Regions from separate parts of the Homo sapiens genome. Here region 2 is linked to region 1. A link is a loop called in an ENCODE intact Hi-C map of the cell type or tissue named here. Cell type or tissue: IMR-90. All regions are shown on one strand. Links, peaks and the distances in the headings refer to the core of each region. The heading gives the core; the rest is flanking DNA. Region 1 has its middle 140 kb from the start of CBSLR. Region 2 holds the start of GS1-204I12.4 (a long non-coding RNA gene).

Region 1 (4,396 bases), core at 190-4,189:
AGAAACAGGAGGCTCTGCAGGAAGCTGTTGCAGTTATCCAAGCAAGAGAGGATGGGGGCTCAGACCAGGGGGTTGCAGCATCCATGGTGAAAAGACCCCCTGCAGATGACTTCCCACCCAGCTGTTCATGGGACTAAGAGATGTCACAGGTTAAGTCATATTTTTTTGGAAAAGTTTTTCTTAAAAAATAGTCAGCAGGGTGCAGTGGCTCACGCCTGTAATCCCAACACTTTGGGAGACCAAGGCGGGCAGATTACCTGAGGTCAGGAGTTCGAGACCAGCCTGGCCAACATGGTGAAACCCTGTATCTACTAAAAATATAAAAATTAGCCAGGTGTGGTGGCAGCCGCCTGTAATCTCAGCTCCTCGGGAGGCTGAGGCAGGAGAATTGCTTGCACCCAGGAGATGGAGGTTGCAGTGAGCCGACATGGTGCTATTGCACTCCAGCCTGGGAGACAGAGTAAGACTCCATCTCAAAAAAAAAAAAAAAAAGTCATTGTCGGACAGGCACAGTGGCTCACACCTGTAATCCCAGCACTTTAGGAGGCTGAGGTGGATGAATCACCTGAAGTTAGGAGTTCAAGACCAGCCTGGCTAAGATGGTGAAACCCTGTCTCTACTTAAAAATACAAAAATTAGCCGGGTGTGGTGGTGGGCGCCTGTAATCTCAGCTACTCAGGAGGCTGAGACAGAGAATTGCCCGAACCCGGGAGGCAGAGGTTGCAGTGAGCCAAGATTGCACCACTGTACTCCAGCCTAGGAGACAGAGGGAGGCTCCATCTGACAAAAAAAAAAAAAAATAGTCATTGTGTTTTTTTGGGTTTGTTTGTTTTTTGTTTTTTGTTTTTTTGAGATGGAGTCTCACTCTGTCGCTCAGGCTGGAGTGCAGTGGCATGATCTTGGCTCACTGCAACCTCCGCCTCCCAGGTTCAAGCAATCCTCTGCCTCGGCCTCCTGAGTAGCTGAGATTACAGGTGCCTGCCACCACACCTGGCTAATTTTTGTATTTTTAGTAGAGACGGGGTTTCACCATCTTGGCCAGCCTGGTCTTGAACTCCCGAACTCGTGATCCACCCGCCTCAGCCTCCCAAAATACTGGGATTACAGGCGTGAGCAACTGCACCCGGCCTAGTCTTTGTCTTTAATAAAAGTATAGAAATTTTTTGAAAGCCAAAAAGTCAACATTTACAAATGGGAAAATGGTATCAAAGGGTTATTGTTAATGAAATCAGAACCACAGCAATACCTCTATTTTTAAGGGCCGAGGTTTATTCATTGGAGTTTCTATTTAGGCAACAATTAAATAAGAATTTTCATTTACTTGTACCCTCACTGTGGAAACTCTTTCTTACACATAATTGGCTCACTTCCCTACCTTTGTAAATGTTATATAGTGAGCAAAATCAAATTAATTCAATCTTTGATGATAGAAGTTTTGCATTACCTCAGAATCCTACTTCTCACCAATAATTCATACTAAACAGATGTTTGGATAAAGATGTAAAAGATACATGAGATAGGCCTGAATTTATACTGAATCACAGAACGTACCTTAGATATTTGATTATTTCTTTAAAATACCTTATATGTTTGGCTTCTCGTTATTGCAAATTTTTCTTCTAAGAGTAGATTACAAATGAACTCTAGTTAATGGAATTATAGAGAATCAAAATGTGGTTTTTTCCCTTTTGATTCCCAGCATTTGAGGGCCACAGTGCACATCACTTGCCAACTCTACAGAAGATTATAGCACATATCAAATAAGTACTGAAATTTATCATCTTGTTTCTGAAATAAACATACTGTATTACGGCCGGGCGTGGTGGCTCATGCCTGTAATTCCAGCACTTTGGGAGGCTGACGTGGGTGGATCACAAGGTCAGGAGATCGAGACCATCCTGGCTAACACGGTGAAACCCCATCTCTACTAAATATACAAAAAATTAGCCGGGCATGGTGGCGGGCGCCTGTAATCCCAGCTACTCGGGAGGCTGAGGCAGGAGAATGGCGTGAACCCAGGAGGTGGAGCTTGCACAGTGAGCCAAGATTGCGCCACTGCACTCCAGCCTGGGTGACAGAGCGAGACTCCGTCTCAAAAAAAAAAAAAAAAGAAAAGAAAAGAAAAAAAAACCATACTGTATTACTAAACTCAATCATGTTATTCAAAATATGGATCAAAACACCTCCTTTCCTGATGAGCCTGTACTTCTATAGCCTCCCCTGCTGTTCTCACTCCAGCAACATTTTTCTGGACTGTCAGGACCACTAACCAGATTTTCCAACCAAGAATTATTTATATCCTCCTGTGCACTTCAGTGAAACTAATTTGAGTTGTCTTTCTTTTTCACTGGCTTCTCAATAAATCTTGCTGGTAGTTTAAATAGAAATATCATCAAGTCAGGCTGGAATGTGGCAAAAATTACCATTGTTAAGCCCAGAGATTAAGTGGTAAAAGAAAAAAGAGACTGGAAAATATGAGGCAAGAACTTTTTGATAAACATGAGACACAACAGAAAATATGCAAAGCTTCACAGTGTATACATAAGAAAAAAATTCCAAAGGAATGGTGCAAACATAGTGTATTAGTTTTCTAGGGCTACCATAACAAAATACCGCAGACTGGGTGGTTTAAACAAGCAGTCCCCAAGCTTTTTGGCACCAGGGACTGGTTTCGTGGAAGACAATTTTTCCACATCCCAGGGGTATGGGGATGGTTTGGGGATGATTCAGACACATTACATTTATTGTGCACTTTATTTGCATTATGACACTGCAATATGTAATGAAATAACTATACAACTCACCATAATGTAGAATCAGTGGGAGCCCTGAGCCTGTTTTCCTGCAACTAGATGGTTCCATATGGGGGTGATGGGAGACAGTAACAGATCATCAAGTATTAGATTCTCATAAGGAACACGCAACCTAGATCCCTCTCCTGCGCAGTTCACAATAGGGTTTGCTTTCCTTTGAGAATCTAATGCCACCGCTGATCTGACAGGAAGCGGAGCTCAGGAAATAAAGGATGCAAACAATGGGAAGTGGCTATAACTACAGTTGAAGCTCTCCCACCACTAACCTCCTGCTGTGTGGCCCAGTTCCTCGCAGGCCACGGACCACTATCAGTCCGTAACCTGGGGGCTGTAGATCCCTGGCTTAAACAATAGTAATTCATTTTCTCACAGTACTAGAGGTCAGACATCTGAGACCTAGGTGTCAACAGGATTGCTTTCTCCCAAGGCCTCGCTCCTTGACTTGTAGACAGTTGTCTTCATGTTCACACAGCATTCCCTGCAATGTGTGTCTGCGTCTACATTTCCTCCTTTCCTTGGCTTATAGTTGGCTGTCTTCTCCTTGCGTCTCTTCACATGGAGTGCTCTGTGTATGTGCATCTGTCTCTAAATTTCCCCTTTTTATAAGGACTCCAATCATACTGAATTAGCGCCCACCCTGATGACCTCATTTTAACTCTTTAAAGCCTCTATCTCTAAATATAGTCACATTCCAAGATACTGGGAGTTAGGACTTCAATGTATGAATTGAAGGGCCATAAAATTCAGCTCATAACACACACCATTTAGGAAAAGTATAGAGAATACACCCATTGTCACCTGTTAGCTGTTTAATAAACTATGGTTTTTGATTGTTTGAACACCAAAAATATGCTAATCCCAGAATATAGCATTTGACATACTTACTCTATATGTGAAGAGTGACCACCAAGTCTTTGTGTGACCCACCAAACCCATGGTAGAAACAGAAAGTGGCTGAAGGCCCTGAAATCTAGCACACTCTCTGTTCAGCTCTGCCTTCAAGGAGCAGTCACTAGTCAGCCTCAGTATGTGCCTTATGAAGAATGTTTCTTAACCAAGTGTCCCAACATTTTGCATAATTCAGGAAGCCAGGTAGAAAGAATTGCCTTGTGTTTTCTGAAAGACACTTACCACAGAAAGAGACATCCCTTTGAGCTTTATTTTTTTTCCACTAACACTGCAGCTTCCATCTTGGGCCATAGATACGGAGTCCAAATTCAAATCAGGGCTAACATCAGACAGATATTCATGGTGGCCATCACTAATTATTTATGACTCTCATGAGCCTGGACCTGACTTCAGAATCTTTCTCAACACAGCCACTACCAATCGATTGGGGTTGACGCATAACGTAAAATTTATTTAGCATCTTTGGTCCAAACAAAGTAGGCTGCCAGAAGCCTCTTTCCATAAGCAGACCCTTCAGCCGGGATTACCAAACCAATTCAGTCTTAATTCTTGACTGGCTAAGCTGGTATTGGTCTCTTTGTTTATGAGAACCATTCTAAAAATGTTGGTCCGGGCAGGGGTAGATCTGGTTTTTGTGGAGACTGAAGCATACAATTTGGAGGAAGAAAATCTCC
Region 2 (4,396 bases), core at 234-4,233, 190 kb before region 1:
CTTAGAGAACTTTTATGTCTAGCTGGAGGATTGTATATGCACCAATCAGCACTCTGTATCTAGCTAATCTGGTGGGGACTTGGAGAACTTTTATGTCTAGCTAAAGTATGTAAATACACCAATCAGCACTCTGTATCTAGCTCAAGGTTTGTAAATGCACCAATCAGCACTCTGTGTCTAGCCAGATTGTAAATGTACCAATCAGCACCCTGTCAAAACAGACCAATCAGCTCTCTGTAAAACGGACCAATCAGCTCTCTGTAAAATGGGCCAATCAGCAGAATGTGGATGGGGCCAGATAAGGGAATAAAAGCAGGCTGCCAGAGCCAGCAGGGGCAACCTGCTGGGGTCTCCTTCCACACTGTGGAAGCTTTGTTCTTTTGCTCTTTACAATAAATCTTGCTGCTGCTGACTCCTTGGGTCCGCACTGCCTTTATGAGCTGTAACACTCACGGTGAAGGTCTGCAGCTTCACTCCTGAAGCCAGTAAGACCATGAACCCACCAGGAGGGATGAACAACTCTGGACACACCACCTTTAAGAGCTGTAACACTCACTGCAAAGGTCTGCAGCTTCACTCCTGAGGCCAGTGAGACCATGAACCCACTGGGAGGAATGAACAACTCCAGATGGGAGGAATGAACAACTCCGGACAGGAGGAACGAACAACTCCAGACGTGCCGTCTTAAGAGCTGTAACACTCACCGCAAAGGTCTGCAGCTTCACTCCTGAAGCCAGCGAGACCATGAACCTACCAGAAGGAAGAAACTCCGAGCACGTCCAAACATGAGATGGAACAAACTCCAGACACACCATCTTTAAGAACTGTAACACTCACCGCAAGGGTCTGCGGCTTCATTCTTGAAGTCAGTGAGACCAAGAACCCACCAATTCCGGACACATTAGGACTTTTAAAACTTAACCTGAGAGACTGTTTCAGGCCATGACAGGAAGTGGGGGTTGAACAGGCTTCATTATACCTCTCTGGCATTAACATCAACACAGATTTTAAGTCTGATAAGAAGCATTTTACAATCTATTTTCTCTGATGCTTGCTAGCTAAAAGCTTCATCTGTATAGTAAAACTTTGGTCTCTACGACATGTTATCACAACCCAGACATTCCTTTCTGTTGATCCCAGGTCTTTAAACAAACTCAACCAATTGTCAACCAGAAAATGTTTAAATTTCCCTACAGCCTGGAAGCCCCTATTTTGAATGGCCCTGCCTTTGTAGACCAAACCAATGTATTTCTTAAATGTATTTGATTGATGTCTCATGCCTCCCTAAAATGTATAAAACCAAGCTGCACCCCAGCCACCTTGGGCCCATGTTCTCAGGACCTCCCGGGCCATGGTCACTCACATTTGGCTCAGAATAAATCTCTTCAAATATTTTACAGAGTTTAATTCTTTCCATTGACAATTGCATTACAAAAAAGCAAAATCTTTCCATTCAAGTTTTCAGCAAGTAATAATAAAAATTTAAATAAATCAGGGTGTACAGTATATTTAATATTTTGGTTTTTTTATCATTGTACAGCTTTGAGTGAACTAAAGGAATTAACAAATTTATCTTGTTTGTAAGTCTCAAACATTTGTTGGTGTCTCTGTTAAATACATTTTTGGACAATCATTTTAAATATTACAGTCGTGTGGGTAGTGTAGTTCCAGAATAATTTAGAAAACATGGTATCTAGATTTACAGTATGGACCTCTCAGGTAAGATAATAAAGAAGGAAAATCTTTTTAGATGCCCCTGTTTTTAGGAGCTTAGAATTCTCTCTTTTACTTTCTTCCGACCATGATGAATGGGTAGCTTTTTTTTTATTTTTGTTTAAACCTCTTAATTTTTTGTAAACTTTAAATCTGTTATTCAGCACCTCAAAATTTAAAGTATATATGCTCCTATCTTTGAAACTGCAAGTCTTTTTCTCCATTTTTTTTTTGAATTACTGTTAACCTAGGCTCTCACCAATCTATTTGGCATTTACCCACATATTTTGCTTAAGATTTAATTTTAAAAGTTCTGTAAACTTACTGTATCTCCAAAATAACAGCACATCCATAGCTGTCTATTGAGTCAGTTGTATTTCTAAAAGAAACATGTTATTTCATGGCAGCTTCCTTGGTAAATTTCTGGTAGTCACTACGAAATGAAAGGAAGTGGAAAAGGTCGGGGACGGTTAGAAAATAGTTGGGGAGAAGAATCACAGGTTATCACATACTTGAAAGGAATAATCCTGAAGACTCAAAACTTCACAACTCTTTTTGTCCCTGTGCTCCCTAGTGAAAACAGTCTGTGTTAGTCAGAAGCAAGCTCACAAAGCTCATGAATAACTTGCATTCTTATGCTGGAGAACAGCCAATTACCCTGGGACCAAATTCCTGTTTGCTTTGTAGTGAATGTGGGAGACAAGCTGCCTGCCAGTAGCTGTTAAGGCAGTAAAAACACAGCCAGAGGCTATCACAAGGAGGAAATCACAGAGCAAGTTAATTTGTGAACTTCAAGGACAGAGATTAAATATTGTGCAATGAAGCTAATATGGTGGGCTTGTCTGAAAGTAGAATAATCTGGTCTGAAAAGCACCCTTATGAGTTAGCATGATATTTGCATAATGAGTGACACATCATCGTTTCCAGACTTGCTTTTTTTAATGATTGATATCCTTTAAAATTTTCTTCCAAAAAGATTATTGATTCTCTGTTTGGGAAATGCAAGTTTGTTTTACTCTTGATTCTCTCATTCTGATATATCTGGTACAGAGAGTATTAAAGCCAAAAGGACAGTATTTGGGGTAAAATTTGGAAAATCCCAGACCCAATTTGGAAACCAAGATAGCTCATTATACCCTGTTGTTTTATAGAGCCATGTTCAGTGTTTTGAGTACTTGAGGCTGCTCTGAGATCTCTTATTTGCATTCAGAACTTGAGTAGTTTTTGACCAAGGGGAAAAAATGAGAACTGCCAAATCTATTAGCTTGCCCATAACCCCAAATAGTATACTATAGTGTCATTCTCCACAGAGAAAACAGCTTACCGTTTAAATCCTAGAAATTACACACTGACTACTAGGTCACTGTAACCTCACTATGATACCCTTAGGTCACATGTTGTGAGTTTTACAGTTGTTTGGACATAGAGTTTATAAAAAATTAAAATAAAATAAACCTTTGGATAGAGTATAACGTTGGGGCTCAGAAAGCAATAACCCAAACACTGGTGCTATGACAGGCTAAGAGGCCTTAGACGCAGCCCGCAAATCAAGGTCCCTCTAACTTTGCCTTGTCCCTCAGCCCTTGCCTCAAGCACAGGGAGGGACTCTCTCTGGAATTTCCTTATCTGACCAAGAAATCTTCTTTCTAAGAGAAATACAATTGTTTTCCTCCCTTCTCTGAAATCTCATTATCTGTCTCAGAAAAGAAGACTAAGGAATGCAACTACAGGGAGATGGACTTTTTCACAACATAATTCCAGCCTCTAGGGCTCATTCAAATTCCAAAGAGAATCATTTACAAGTTCACTGTTCTCCCTAATAATCATCTGTGGTCCCTCAAAGGAATTGCCTACATTCCCCATCTCTCCCCTCCCCTATGGAAGAGAGTATATAAGCTTCTGTACCACATTGGGTTATTAGGCAATCTTCCTCCTTAAGTTCCCCAGTGCTAACCATGTTAAAACAAACTTTCGTATGCCTTTTCTCCTACTTATCTGTCTTTTGTCAGTTGATTATTAGTGATCCCTTGGAGGGTGAAGGGGAAGTTTTCCCTTGGTTCCTACAATAAGATGGACCAATATTACACTGATTTTTGATGCCATAGCTAATCATATTATATTGAGGTTTGTAAAACTAATGAAGCCTACCAAGATTAGGATTATGGGAGGGCCCTGAATTCTGCTAAAATGTAGATGCTGTTTCTACAATCCCTTACTGCTCAGGAGTTATGTGGCCAGAGGTCATAAGATTCATTGCTTCCCCAGCTGCACCTATAGGTAACATCACTATTGTAGAACTAAGATTGCTCTTTTGAGATGTTTTTCAGACTTACCCAACCTGGACTAGTCACTGATGACTCATCTGTCCTGTGGGCCCCCACCCACCCCACAACCACCCATCCAGAGACAGACTCAATGCACAAAGACTATTTTCCACACCTCTATAATTGCATCCCCAGCCAATCAGCAGTACCCATTCCCTAGTTCTCTTCCCACCAAACTATGCTTGCAAAACCCTAACCTCTGAACGTTCAGGAAGACTGATTTGAGTGATAACTCCAGTTCTTCTGCATAGCTGGCCTTGTGCTAATTAATTAATTATATACCATAGTACCATGGTCTCAGTAAACTGGTTTTGTTTGTGCAGTGGGCAAGAAGAACAGTCAGGCAACTACAGTTGTAA

The links. Peaks named below come from ENCODE experiments on the same cell type or tissue, not always from the same donor. Only the 100,000 strongest peaks of a DNase experiment are listed, where the experiment ranks them.
Region 2: a loop joins it to region 1, with 2.8 times the contacts of the local background. A loop is called at or near these places in 3 of 110 quality-filtered maps.

Annotation. Positions count from the first base shown.
Region 1 is chr1:185,452,205-185,456,600 of GRCh38, reverse strand. No RefSeq gene overlaps it. Among named protein-coding and RNA genes, the nearest start is that of CBSLR, 140 kb to the right of the region's middle. In IMR-90, for the core only: no CTCF peak of the experiment used is centred there; a DNase peak (open chromatin) is centred at 2,620; H3K27ac peaks cover 524 bases.
Region 2 is chr1:185,644,441-185,648,836 of GRCh38, reverse strand. It overlaps GS1-204I12.4 (a long non-coding RNA gene), which reads right to left and starts at 2,328. Exons shown (of 3, transcript NR_188649.1): 1 at 2,039-2,328. The region is part of intron 1 of LOC107985239 (a long non-coding RNA gene); the gene reads right to left. RefSeq lists an enhancer at 1,951-2,864. In IMR-90, for the core only: no CTCF peak of the experiment used is centred there; a DNase peak (open chromatin) is centred at 2,356; H3K4me3 peaks cover 336 bases; H3K27ac peaks cover 540 bases.